Linked DNA regions of Homo sapiens: region 1 is linked to region 2. The links are chromatin contacts, found by Hi-C in ENCODE. All regions are on one chromosome and are shown on one strand. The core of a region is the stretch at or near the end of the contact, and the rest is flanking DNA. Distances in the headings are between cores, read along the strand shown. Region 1 overlaps SDK1 (sidekick cell adhesion molecule 1). Region 2 overlaps SDK1 (sidekick cell adhesion molecule 1).

Evidence for each region. Hi-C counts contacts between places; a loop is a spot of excess contacts on that map. Pooled maps may share reads with other maps.
Region 1: a loop to region 2 is called in a map with no recorded cell type, with 7 times the contacts of the local background. The contact joins two enhancer-like sites. A Hi-C loop is called at or near these places in 1 of 168 maps with a recorded cell type or tissue (posterior vena cava), 2 of 37 single-sample maps with no recorded cell type and 3 of 50 pooled maps.

What each region holds. Positions count from the first base shown.
Region 1 is chr7:3,914,744-3,918,011 of GRCh38, reverse strand. The region is part of intron 5 of SDK1 (sidekick cell adhesion molecule 1); the gene reads right to left. Among named protein-coding and RNA genes, the nearest start is that of SDK1-AS1, 560 kb to the right of the region's middle. Within about 2 kb of position 1,656, at least 2 of the 41 ENCODE cell types and tissues checked have a DNase peak (open chromatin) inside an H3K27ac peak, as active enhancers do.
Region 2 is chr7:3,954,398-3,957,742 of GRCh38, reverse strand. The region is part of intron 7 of SDK1 (sidekick cell adhesion molecule 1); the gene reads right to left. All of the region lies in intron 1 of LOC124901576 (a long non-coding RNA gene), which reads right to left. Among named protein-coding and RNA genes, the nearest start is that of SDK1-AS1, 600 kb to the right of the region's middle. Within about 2 kb of position 1,582, at least 2 of the 41 ENCODE cell types and tissues checked have a DNase peak (open chromatin) inside an H3K27ac peak, as active enhancers do.

The sequences.
Region 1 (3,268 bases), core at 407-2,906, 40 kb after region 2:
CTTGAAATGGACTTTCTTGGGCCCTGAAACAGAAAACTAGAAGTACAACAGAGGTGGTTTCTGCTTTACCGAGGGTTTGATCAAAATCCCTGAGCCCCAAATCTTCCCATCTTTGTATGGAGACCAGAAACCTTGAGTGCAGGAGGAGGTGTGTGTGCAGAATTGTGTGTGCATGCACTTGCCACGCTATCTACATACATGTGCATGTGTGTAGATAATGTGCATGTATGTAGCAGGAGAGAAGCCTGTCAGAAATGAAATTCATGTCTAGGAAGTCTCAGTTTTTCCTCCTTGTGGGCTCTGGAAATAGAATGTGTGACTTATGCTTTTAATTTGACAGCTGGTCCCATAGACGTTCCTCTAACCCTGGGTAAGGAGTGTGGTTCATCAGGCTTTACTCAAACAGAAGCCATGACTTCCTGACTGCCCACACCCCCACTTCCTTCTTAGCAGGCCTCTGCTCTCAGAGTCCGTTTTACCTGCTGGCCCCTGAAGGACAACCTGATGCCCCTGAGCACAGGGAGGGGCTCACCTGTGAGTTCCACAGTGCCCCAAAGTGCAGCCCGTGTCTTGGGGAATCTGTCACACCTTTCTGTACCCTGGATGCAATGAGGCTTCCCGTCTACCCTGGAGAGAAACCCTCAAAGAGGACACCTGATATCCCAGCCACCCCTGCATCACACTCATAACTACCAACAGAACACAGAGGTTCAATAAATATTAGCTAAGTGCATAATGAATGCTGACTTGGAAATAGAGACACCTGCCTATAAGACAAGGGATAGAAATCAGAGACGTATGCTTTCAAGTGATTGATTTTTATTTAGTGACAAAAATAAGCCTGAAAAGAATTTTGAAGGTGTATGCTCCATGAAACAGACTGAATTTTTGTATGTTTTATACTATTTCAGGATTCATTTGATAGAAAACAATTATGTTGTCATCAGTTTGTTAAGGGATGATGGGAGTGTTTTTAGATGGAAAAGATTTGCCCCCAGTCTGTGAGCTTTTGGGCCTAGAATAGTCATCAAAATGGTGAAATGTCAGGCACTTGCCATGATAAGCAACTTTATACTATGAGTCTGCATCTGTGCCTGTATCAGGAATTGCTATATAAGCTAAAGTCCTCTATTATCTATCTATCCATCCATCCATCTCCCTGACAATCTGTCTGTCTATCTATCTATCAATTAATAATCTACAATTTTCCCTCTTCTATCAGCTGGAAGGTAAAATGAAGGGTAATGTAAAGTATATAGAATTTGGGAAGAATATTGCTAAATTTCTCTAATACATAATTATTCAAAAAAGAAACTGCTATTCAATATTTTCCCTAGAAATGCAATGCACACACACACATACAGAGGCAAAGTACAGGCAAACAGAAATAATTCCTAGCTGTCTCTTAAGTAATTAGTTGAGGCCATGTTAAATCTTACCTAAGAATTGCTTAAAACAACTGATTTGCCTATCACATCCACAGACAGTTGACTTTCCATCATCTTTTAAGACAAAGATGGCAAGAGTTCAAATAAACCCCTTTTCTATCACAGCACTAAGACGTGTGCAAGGAAAATAGAAACTCAGGACCCCAAACTCACTGTGCCAAAGGGGAAGTTAGGGCTGGGAACTGAGTCATGCAAAACACTGCCTTCCTTTTGTTCCCAAACAGACAGCTATGATGTCACATGTTTACTTTAACTCATGTAAAGTGTAGATTTACTAAGCAGAGAGAGAATCATAATTGACTTTCCCTGATTCCCTTTCTTCACATGTAAAATGTAGATCCACTGAGGGCTGGTCAGGGCTTCACAGGAATGTGACCACTGGCCTCATTGCCTCCTCTCCCTCCCTCTTTCCCACCCCCCGCTACTCTTGCTTGTTCTTTTCTCTAAATACTGAAGTTCCAAAAACCCTCTTTGGAAAAAGCACAGGCCATAGATCCTACTATGACTTGTGTTTCTTTTTCCTGGGTGTGCCCTCAACCTTGACAAAATAAACTTCTCATCTATTGAGATCTGCTCCAGTCACTTTTTGGTTTAGGGAAGTAAAAGGATAGACTTTTCAGAGATTAACATCTCCTTCCGCTTAATAAAGTGATCAAGAATGATCAAATAAACTGTAGTTCACTAAATAAAAAAGTAAGTAAAAAGTTATCCAAAACGTGGCCAGGCCAGGTTTTGGATACAGTGGTCTGGGTGGAAGGTGGCTAGGACGTGTAAAACCCAGTCAGTCAGCACGTGACTTGGTACTAAGCTCTCAAGGGTACTTTATCAACTTCCATGACAACTTGGAGTCAGCCACAGAGGGTGCTTGGTTAGTGTATGTATTAGCTCATTCTCACGCTGCTAATAAAGACACACCCATGACTGGGCAATTCATAAAGAAAAAGAGGCTTAATGGACTCGCAGTGCCACATGACTGGGGAGGCCCCACCATCATGGTGTAAGATGAAGGAAGAGCAAAAGGATGTCTTACATGGAGGTGGGAAACACAGAATGAGGGCCAAGCGAAAGGGGAAACCCCTCAGAAAACCATCCGATCTCATGAGACTTGTTCACTACCACAAGAACAGCATGGGAAAAACCCACCCCTATGATTCAATTACCTCCCCACGGGTCCCTCCCACAACACGTGGGAATTATGGGAGCTACAATTCAAGATGAGATTTGGGTGGGGACACAGCCAAACCACATCAGGGTACATGCTCTTCAGGGGTCTCCTACCAAAGACTCCCCTGGCTCCAACAAGGGCCTTTAGCCACTGGCTTTCTACAGCGAGTGAGCTGGAGAGAATGGGGCAGAAGCCAGGCTCCAGCTTTCTCTGGCTCATCCTACCCCTGCTCCTACCACGTCATTTGCATGTAGACCCTGTTATTTGGAAAATACCCTCAACTTCTCGTGCCCTTAGGGGCTAATTGAAAGCTCTCAGATTCCACGGCCGTACAAGAGAATAATCAACAGTTGTGGGATTTCCGGGAGAAATGTGCCTTACAAAGTTGACTGAAGGATGGCGCATGATTCTGATTCAAGTTTCACAGCTGCATCCATACTATCAACAACCACCTAAAATGAGTTCAGTCTTGCCCGTCACTTAAGACACATCAAACACACTCGCTTTCGACGACTTTTGAAATGATTTCCTTTTAAAAGTTCAAATGATTCTGAAGGTCTCATTTAAATTCTCAAAAAAGCAAGCAAATTGACCGATCAAATTGTATGGACGTTTTTTCAACATTCCACTTAGCTTTTAATTACCCAGTGGGCCA
Region 2 (3,345 bases), core at 333-2,832:
ACATCCCCCATTTGATCACGTTTCCTCAATCAATAATCATGAAGGCAGTATTATTTATATTCCAACTATACATACAGTAGCTGCCTGCTGTCAGGGCCCTTGTGTGCAGGTCCTGACCTGTATTCATCAGGGAAGCTAAGTCAATATCTACCGTCATGATCTGATTAAAAGCATGGAAGGAAAAAGGAAAAAAACATACATTCGACAACAACATTTGCTTATGATTAATTATAGTTTTCCTCTTCTTAGTTGAGCGTTTTCTTTTTAGAAAACTGTCGAGTCCGTGCAGTTGTGAGAAGTAACACTGTAACACTGAAAGAGCTCATGGACCCTTCACTCGGCTTCCCGCAATGGTAACATCTTGCAAAAAACGATAGCATAACATCATGATCAGGATACTGCTACTGATACAATCAACCTAATTTATCCAGCTCTTGCCAGTGTTTCCTGCGCTCAAGTGTGCGTGAAAAGACGGCACATGCACGTCCCATGCAACATTATTACGTGTGTAGGTCCACGTGTCCATCAGCACAAGGGTGTTGCCTTCCATGACCAGGAGCACCCCAAACCCCCACCCCTCACAACCACTAATCCGTTCTCTGTTTCTGTAGGTTTGTCATTTCAAGAACGTTACAGAAAGGAGGTCATCGAGTGTAACTTTTGCAACTATTTTTTTCACTCTTCATGGTTCCCTTGAGATTCACCCAAGATGACCTGTGCTTTGATGATACAAAATCCATAGATAACAATGGTCGGCACCTACGGGCCCAGGGTGCCTTCCCTGAGGTACTGATTACCGTTGTCGCCTGGTACAGTCCCCCGAGGCTTCCCTCGAGTGCCAGGAAGGGACCTCGCTGGGGTCAGGGAGACGGGCACTCCACACAGTGACCCGAAGCTGGCTTGGCTGAGCAAGTGCATGGCTCTGGGGACCTCCAGGCCCAGACGATGCTGCTCCTCTCCAAGTGGTGACCTCTCTCCACCCTAGCCAGGGACCATCTGTGTTTGGCACACAGCATGCCACCTGGTGAGAAAACTCATCCCACTCCACACTCTCCATAGTACTGTGGCATGGGCAAGGTCTGGGGGGCAGCCTGCCACCGCCTGCAGGGGCCAATGTCCTGGGCAGTTTTAGTAGCTCAGTGCTAGGCATGGGTGGAAAACATCTGGCTGTTCATTGTGGATGCTCTTAGCTTGTTCTGGAAAGCCTTCCAGGTCGCTGTGCCTGGGGAGCAGGTGCAGAGCTGCCCATGCCCTGCGTGGCCTCTGAGCTTCCCTTAGTACTTCCCCACCGTGTGAGGGTACGAGTTCTCTCCCTGCCAACCCTTCCTAGTATTCTAACCCAGCGGCTGCTCAGATGGAGTTTCTCCCCATTTCCAGCTACGGTTTTACACACAGTCTGCTCTAAGGCAAAGAACCGGAGGAAATGCCAAGCCTATGGACCGTGAAAAGCCCGTGAGTTAAACACTGGGGAAAACCCATTGTAAATGAGTCATCCTGTGCATAGACTCTCAACCACTTACTCTTCAGAGGGCAAGAGGGCGAGGGCATGTCTTAGCCTGTCAGTGGCAACTGTGTCTAGAAAGGGTACTCTGCCAACATGGGTCCACCCTGGACTTCTGAAAATTGATCCTGACTGCAGCCAACAAAACAGGGGATGGAAACAAACACTTCTCCCTCTTTTGAAACAATATGAAGACATCAGGGAAAGGTTCTCATGCCCTGTGTGAAGTCAGGGTGTTAGGAAAAGGCCAGCTCAGATTTTCCGCCTTCCACATGGCCCAGAGCCCATGGCAGCTGCCTCCAGGGGCAGCGCAAGCTTCTAGCTCCCCAGTCTCAGGAGAGGAGGTGGGGAGACCTCCCAGACTGCCCCCAAACCAAGGGCCTCTGTCAAATGACCTCACTCTCCAAAATGCCAGTGTGACAAAGTGCAGGCTCAGGCCCAATGGAGGCAACCGCAGTGGAGAAGGACCCCCCAACAACACCATGCATTTTTCCTGCTCTCCCATCCCCAATGCTGCTGGGATTTGGCTTCTGAGTTGCAAAGCTTCTTCTGTGTAGGGATCACTGCAAGATCCAAAGATGTTTCCTGCGCTGCCTCCCTGTTCCTTCCAGGTCGCCCCTCTCAGGGAGCAGCATGTCCCACGCATGCCCTCGGCTGGCCTGCACTGCACGCTAGTCCACCGAGGTGGACAGAACGGCTCCCGGAGGTGTCCACACCCACACCTCTGGAATCTATGAATATGCTGTCTCACTTGGCAAGAGGGACTCTGCAGGTGGGATTAGGTATCCCACCTTAAAATAGGGAGACTCTCTTGGATTCGCTGGGTGGGCCCAATTTAATCATGTGAGCCCCTAAAAGGAGAGGACTTTCTGCAGCTGGAGGCACAGGGGACAGCAGAGAGCTTCCATGTGTGACAAGAACTCAGCCGCAGCTGCTGGCTCTGGAGATGAGCCAGGGATGCAGGGGACTCTGGAACCTGAGGGGACCCCTGGCCAGGAGCCAGCCCCCAAGCCACAAGCACTGAATTCCATGAACAACTTGAAGGGGCTGGCAGCAGATGCCCCACCAGGTAAAGAGTCCATCCCAGTGAAAACTCGCCGTCCGAGTTTCCGAGCCATCGTGCTCAGCAGGAGCAGGGCACATGTGGGAGCAGCTGGCTTCGTGTGTGATGAGGAGACCGTGGAGAAGGCGTGGCTCGGAGGGAAGATGCATCTCACAGGCACTAAGGTGCTGCAGTCAGAGGTAAGGGGCATCCTTGTCTTACCCCAAGGAAAAAAAAAATGGTTTCATAGGTGGTGAGGCACATCCTGATTCCAGAGACACTAAACATGAAAAATGTGTGTCACATAACTGATTATTGGTAAATAGCGAGTGCAATGGGACATATAGGATAATAGAGTTATGCCAACAGCAACTAAAGCCACTATTTCAGAGCCTCTGTGACAGACATTTTTGCATTTAACCTTCACAATATGAGCTGGTACCATCTACATCCATCTCCATTTTATGGATGTGGAAACTGAGGCCAACACTCATTCAAGCCCATGAATGGTGCAGTGTAGAGGGTGTAGAAGGGAGGTGGGACGGAAGCGGAGGGTGTAGAGGGGAGGCCAGAGGGGAAGGTGTAGAGGGGAGGTGGGAACGGAGGGCGGAGAGTATAGAGGGGAGGCGGGAAGGGAGGGTGTTGAGGGGAGGTTGTAAAGGGGAGGTGGGAGGGGAGAGGAGGGTGTAGAGGAGAAGCAGGAGGGGAGGGGGGAGGGTGGAGGGCGTAGAGGGGAGGCAGGAGGGGAGGGGAGGGTGTAGAGGGGAGGCAGGAGGGGAGGGTGGAGGGTGTAGAGGGGAGG